2 separate regions of the Homo sapiens genome follow, and region 1 is linked to region 2. The links are chromatin contacts, found by Hi-C or POLR2A ChIA-PET in ENCODE. All regions are on one chromosome and are shown on one strand. The core of a region is the stretch at or near the end of the contact, and the rest is flanking DNA. Distances in the headings are between cores, read along the strand shown. Region 1 has its middle 17 kb from the start of FBP1. Region 2 holds the start of ERCC6L2 (ERCC excision repair 6 like 2).

Region 1 (3,233 bases), core at 89-2,588, 1.2 Mb before region 2:
GTGCAATAGTGCAATCTCGGTTCACCGCAACCTCCACCTCCTGGGTTCAAGCGATTCTCCTGCCTCAGCCTCCCGAGTAGCTGGGATTACAGGCATGTGCCACCGTATCCAGCTAATTTTTGTATTTTTGGGAGAGACAGGGTTTCTCCATGTTGGTCAGGCTTGTCTCAAATTCCCCACCTCGGGTGATCCACCCACCTCAGCCTCCCAAAGTGCTGGGATTACTGTCATGAGCCACCAGGCCCGGCCCCCAACTTTCTTAATAATTAAATCCAATCTCTTGCTAGACAGACTTTTTTGTTGTAGTGCCAAGGCTGCTTGAAATTTTCATTTTGCTGTCTAATTTGCATAAACTTGTAATCAATAAGTTTTTGCCCTATACTTGGCCCCTACTCCTACCGTAGTAAAATATTCGATGCATATTTTTCATGGAAATATTGAAGAAACATACATTCTCAGACAAGAAACATCAAATGTGGCCATTGCTTTTGTACCACTCAATATGCAACTCAGACTGGTTGAAATTTAGACCAAATGGTAACATCCAGAAGAAGATAGGACCACAGAGCTAAGGAGGGCTGCAGTGGGCTGAATATGGTGCCACTGCCCACAGTGTCCACCCAGAATCTGGGATGGTGGCCTTATTTGGGAAATGGGGTCTTTGAAGATGTAATCAAGTGAAGGCTGTTGCCATGTGATCATCCTGAATTACCCAGGTGAGCCCTAAACCCAATTACAAGTGTCCTCACAAGAGAAAGGCAGAGAGAGATTTGAAACACACAGAGCAGAAGGTGATGTGGAGGTGGGACAGAGACCCAGCGAAGCAGCCACATGCTGAGGAGCGCCTGGAGCTGGAGGAGGCAGGAGAGGACTCGTCCTGAGCCGTCAGAGGAAGGACAGCCCTGCCGCCACCTTCATTTCAGACTCGGCTTCCAGAACCGCAGGAGGACACAGTTCTGTGGCTATGAACCACCCGATTTGTGGTGCTTGGTTATGGCAGCCACAGGAAATGAATACAGAAACTATTCAAATCCCCTGGTTGAATTCCTTTATTTTACAGATGAGAAAAATAACAGCATTCGCAAGCGACACACAGTTTATGAAATGTTTTCACAGAGTGACCATGTTCAGTCTTCATAGCAATTCTGTGAGGTGGTAGTTTCTGCCTGTTAAAAGGAAAACTGAGGCAAACTACATTTAACAGAGTTTAATTGAGCAAAGAATGATATGGGAATCAGGCAGCCCCCTGACCAGAAGAGGTTCAGAGCGTCTCTGGTGCTGCCGTGTGGTGAGAGTCTTTACGGGCAGAGAACGGAAAGTGAAGCACAGAAAACAGAAGTGAGGCAGAGAAACAGCCTGATTGGCTACAGCTCAGCGTTGGCCTTACTCGAACACAGTTGGAAGACTTGGCCACCTGTGAGTGGTTGAAGTATGGTTGCTTGTCACAAGAGTAGGTTACAGCCCCTTTCACATCCAGTTAAGTGACAGTTCCCTTTGTGCAGAGAAGCCTTTAGCCACACAGGTCCCAAATGTAACATAACATTTGTTACACTTAAAATAAGTAAGGAGGCAGCTGTAGGCTAAATTTAACATGCCTGGGAGGAGGGAACTGAAGCTCAAACCAGAAGCAGCAGATAGATGGGTCTGCAAATTTCATGCGTTTTCCACCAGATCTCTGCCTGTGGCTCAGAGAGGTGTGGCAGCACAGCTACCTCACACAGCTGCTGAGAAACAGGCTTGGATACAGGTCTTTTTTTTCTCCCCACTTTTGCTTCAGATCTCTACCCAGGTATAACGAGCTGCATCTCAAGGTCAGAACGACTGAACAATAAAGAGGTTGGTTCAACAGATGACCTCAAAACTCATAACCTACATCCCGAAGCTAAAGAAAAACTTACGTCTCCAAAAAGAGGTGTAGTTAGCTGCAGGTTATTTGAATGAGCAGCACATGCTGTGCATTTGCTTTAAGATTCTCCAAACACGCAGAAAGCCAAGCTAATCCTCAGCGCTCCCATGCCAATCTGGTGTGGGGACCCTCCACTCCAGGCTGCCTTGTAGAATGCCTTATTGATGTGCGGCAAGGGGCACCCCATGAAAGTCCCAACAGCTCTGAAGGTAATGAGCAAATAATCCAGTTGAGCAAGCAATCAAAGAACAATAACAATTGTCTTGTGACAATACCCCCCAGTTTGTAATTAGTTAGCTTAAATTAGTTTAAATTCACTTCATTTGGAAGATTTTGCCTCTGAGGCAGGCCAAGGCTCTCTTTCAGAGGCCAATTAGATTAAATTAGAAGTGGCACATTAGCTGGGGAGACTTCATTCATTTTGGGTTTTTGCAGCCTTAATTATGATGCAGACACAGCTGGAGTCATCCTTTGGAGGGTTTTCTTGCTTCAGCAGGCACTGGAGGCGACTGGATTCCTGGGAGAGGTGCTTTCAGTGGCGTGTGTGGCCAACCAAGCCACCCAAGGCTACTTTGTCACCAGATTCTGCTCTTGGCCCATTCCCCCAGCTGCTGTGGGAGAGTCACAGGAAGTGAGGAATCCTAAGAAGATCTTCCTTTTTCAAAACAGCTTCATCAAGGTGCAATTAACAGACAAGAAACTGCACACACTGAAAATACACACTTTGGTATGTTTTCACATGTCTATACCCATGGAACTACCACCACAATCAGAATAATAAGTATATTGAAGGAAATGAAAATATTTCACTCCAAAATATACTTTTTGGCATATTTTAAGATGGCTATTCAAAAGGGCTAGAAATCCAAGAATAGCTGAAAAGCTGTCTTGCTGGGGGAGGTTTGCGTCCATAGAGACCATCTTTGTGAGCCAGGCCTCCTCTTCTGCCCCTGCCATAAGCTGATTTGTCATCTTTTTTTTCTTTTCTTTTTTTTGAGACGGAGTCTCGCTCTATTGCCCATGCTGAGGTGCTGAAGTGCAGTGGTGTGACCTCGGCTCACTGCAACCTTTACCTCCTAGGTTCAAGCGATTCTCCTGTCTCAGCCTCCCGAGTAGCTGTGACTACAAGTGCATGCCACCACGCCCAGCTATTTTTTTTTTTTGGTATTTTTGTATTTTTAGTAGAGACAGGGTTTCACCATGTTGGCCAGGCTGCTCTCGAACTCCTGATCGCAGGTGATCCACCCGCCTCAGCCTCCCAAACTGTTGGGATTACAGGCGTGAGCCACCGCACCTGGCCCCCCCGACTTGCCATCTTAACCCACTG
Region 2 (3,551 bases), core at 432-2,931:
TATTAGCCAAAATATTAAACTGACATAATGGCTATGTAGAATGCAACTTTCAAGTGGATGCATTCCATTGATAATAATAGTAATAACAACACATATATTCCTTACTATGACCAGCTACTGTTTTAGGAGTTTTACTTAATTATCTAATTTTTTACAATTACCATTTTTAGGTAGTTTACTATTATTAGCTTCACTGTAATGGTGATAGGTGAGTACAATAAAACACGGAGAAGTGATCTGGCCAACAACTCACACATAGATGGCTGAGTTAGATGTTTCACTTAGGCTTAAAGTTATTGCCTGCTGGTAAGCAAACAAGTCATATTTTAAATGAAGCATTTTATGAACACATACTACTAGTTTTTAGTATCTGCCATAGAATTGAGATCTATTTGCAAACAGCCATATTGTTTTCTTAAGACACTACTGTAGGCAGAATAATGATCCCCCAAAGATGTTTATCTCCTAATTTCCGGAATTCGTGAATATATTAGCTTACATGGCAAAAGGATTCTGCTGATGTGATCAAGGGCAGAGACCTGGAAATGGGAAGATGATCCTGGATTACTCAGGTGAGCCCTCAGAATCTTTTCCAGCTGCAATCAGCGGTAGACTTGAGGATGGAAGGTTCAGAGAGATGGCATATCACTGGCTTTGAAGATGGAGGAAGGGACCAAAGCCAAGGAATGTGGACAGAAGCTGGCAAAGGCAAGCTAAGGATTGTCCTGTGGAGTCACCAGAAAGGAGTGCAGCCCGGGTGACACCCAGGTAGCACTTCTGATCTACAGAACCGTGAGATAATAAATGCATTGTCTGTCAGATGATAAATTTGTGCTGTTTCAAGCTACAAAGTTTGTGGTTTTTGGTTATTGTGGCAATAGGGAACGGATACAGGCCCTGTCAGGTATTTCACTCAATCCATGAAATACCTTACAGTATACAAATTTTAACATGCGCGGGAGCCACTTACGGATCCGTCTATCTGTGCTGCCTGGGAGTGTCAAGAGGCCGTGTCCTTCATTCACCTCGCGCGTGGGCGGCGCTGCCCTGAAGATGCTCCCGGGCTCAGTGCAGACGGCTCAGCGTTCTCTCGCGTTCAACGAACCGCCAGAAACGTCAGATGGTACGGAGGAAAACACTTTACACTTTAACAGTATTTTTACGTTTATTTGCAGCAAATGTTGTTGGCTTTGTATTTAAAGTATTTATGACTCACTATAAAGTGTAGGATCCAAGAAAACGCGCTAGTTTCACTTGGCCCCCGTGGCTGTCCCGGGGAGCTCTCCAAGGAAGGACTGGTTCCTGAAGTTCCTGGGGTGCTGCACCACCACGGAAGAACCAAGCTCCACAGAGAAGCCAGAAGCCGCGACCGCGGGGACGCTCTCTGCCAGGCCTCCACCGCCTCAGCGGCCCTTTACAGCCACCGCATTCTCCATGCCCCCAGTTATTTCTAGCTTCGCACAGCGCCCGGCCCACCGAGCGACCTCAAACCTCGCGACACTCGCAACTCCCGAGGCCCTTCCTGCTACTGGCCTCAGAGGGAAGAGACATCGGGAAGATTGCTCCGCCCACAGAAAGGAAGATTTCGTTCTCGCGAGATCCCAATGACAATTCGGGAGCCCGTTCTCGCGGGATTTTCCAAGACCGGGTTGGAATTTGCGGGGGTTAGGAGACGGAAGTCAGAGCCTAGGAAGATTTGGGGGTCGCCTTGCCGGCCTCCTGTCCTCCTCCGGCGGCGGCGGAGCCCGAGAGAACTAGGTGAACACCGCTTTGCCAGCCTCACACAGCGTCCCCTGGCTCTGCCGCCGCTCCGGACGTCGCCCTCCCGTTCTGCTTGGGTCCCCTTAGTCGCTACCTTTGCTGGGATCCCCCTCCTCCATCCTGTGGCTTCGGGTTGCCGAAGAGCGATGCTCGGAGGGCGGCCGGAAGTGGCGTTGGCCGCCATTGGCCTGCCGGCCAGCCACCTTGCTGTCCTCCGCCGCCTTCCGGGTGTTACATGCAGCCGGGCTCGGCCCCTCCCCCTGGCCGGATGGATCCGTCGGCGCCACAGCCCCGCGCGGAAACCTCAGGCAAAGGTACCAGCTCCGCGCTCGCCCCTTACGCAGAGGCCTGTGTACTGCGTCGCGTTGGACCAGTTCTTGCCGGTGCCCTTCGGGTTGGGGTTTTGCCCTGTAGATCCTCTTCAGTGACAGCTGCAGATTGTGAACCCCTCCAGGCCTGGAACCAAATCTCCGATTCAGTGTTGAGAACCTGGACTCGGGAGTCAGCCCCTGGGATCTAGTGCTGCCTCTGACAGTTACTTGCTGAGCAACTTTGGGCAGGCTCCTCATCTGTAAAACTGGGTTCATTACTAGGTTCTTGCGATTATTAAATGACGTGGGGAATACGCAAAGTATTTATGTGACCCCGCGTGTGGCCCATATTAAGCACTCAGTAAATGTTATTTTCATTCTTTATTCTTGTATGCCCCAGTTGTTAGTGAATGGCAGAAGTTTGTTGTAAGTAGATAAATGAAGGTTGAGATATTTAGTTCAGTTGAGTTTTATTGCCTATTGAGTCAGGGCATTATATTCTGCCTTAAATAGGAGGTTTAAAGAAGGTGTGATTATCTACCACAAGTCACCTGGGATGCCTTCTGGCACCCAAATGAGTAGTTTTCATTAATAATTGTGCTGTATAACAAAAGCTACCAGGTATTGAGTGATTTTCCTGAGCCCAGCAATATGCTGATTGTTTACTTGCTTTCCTTTGAGGAAGATATCGATCTCATTAAATAGATGAATTCAGAGCTAAAGTTCAGAGAGGGCAAGTTACAAGCCTGAATTCTGAGGTCTAGGAATTGATGACGCTGTAATTCAGGGACCAAACATATAAATACCTATAGGAGACTGGCAGCTAAAAATAGATGAAGCTGCCGAGTGGATATTGTGACTGGGAGGCTCATTCCTTTTGATAAATCTAGTCACTCTTGGTATTTAGGGAAATTGGTGGAAGGAGCAGAAAGCTCCAGGGCCCCGAGGTGGGAACACCCTTGAGGAATGCTTGAGGAGGCCTTTGGAGTGAAAGAGGGAGAGAGAGACCCTATCACCAGAATGAGTTGAGTTGGTAATTAGTTTAAACCAAAACAAATGATTTCGACTCATTAAATTTTAGGACACTTAACCCATTTCCCTGTTAAATCCAACAGGAAATCTTAACAATTTAAGCAGTTGTTCTGTAGTTTGGATACTGAGAGATTCCATTTCTAACTCAACTGAATTTATTTCGTCCTAGAAATTATCCGAACTCAAACCCAAAATACTCCAATAAGTTGTGTGATTCCCTTAAGGCTTTTTTTTTTTTGCACATGCTGTACACTTATCTGAGATACAGTTCTTAGACCCCTTTCCCTTTTAAATTACATTTCTCAATACTCCCTTCTCATAGCACTCTTCTTCCAATGCAGTTTTTACAGTTATGTATATGTTGGTGTACTTTTTAGTTTTCTCGCAAGATATCAAGGATTTGTGAGATTGATAATTTGTAATAGGCCAGGCGCATGGCTCACACCT

What was found. A loop is a pair of places that touch in the nucleus more often than their neighbours do. ChIA-PET counts read pairs that join two places held with the same protein, here RNA polymerase II (POLR2A). Pooled maps may share reads with other maps.
Region 1: a pooled map shows a loop between it and region 2 (5-fold over the local background). The contact joins the enhancer-like site here to the promoter of ERCC6L2 in region 2. A Hi-C loop is called at or near these places in 1 of 168 maps with a recorded cell type or tissue (OCI-LY7) and 3 of 50 pooled maps. POLR2A ChIA-PET finds 5 or more read pairs at or near these places in 2 of 52 experiments (PC-9 and activated CD4-positive, alpha-beta T cell).

The regions. Positions count from the first base shown.
Region 1 is chr9:94,655,038-94,658,270 of GRCh38, forward strand. No RefSeq gene overlaps it. Among named protein-coding and RNA genes, the nearest start is that of FBP1, 17 kb to the left of the region's middle. Within about 2 kb of position 1,339, at least 9 of the 41 ENCODE cell types and tissues checked have a DNase peak (open chromatin) inside an H3K27ac peak, as active enhancers do; they include OCI-LY7, where a contact is called at or near this core.
Region 2 is chr9:95,874,010-95,877,560 of GRCh38, forward strand. ERCC6L2 (ERCC excision repair 6 like 2) reads left to right here and starts at 1,682. Exons shown (of 19, transcript NM_020207.7): 1 at 1,682-2,075. The coding sequence starts at 2,030. It overlaps ERCC6L2-AS1 (ERCC6L2 antisense RNA 1), which reads right to left and starts at 1,968. Exons shown (of 3, transcript NR_023390.1): 1 at 1,856-1,968. RefSeq lists enhancers at 853-982, 1,213-1,262, 1,303-1,402, 1,537-2,411, 1,543-1,772 and 1 more.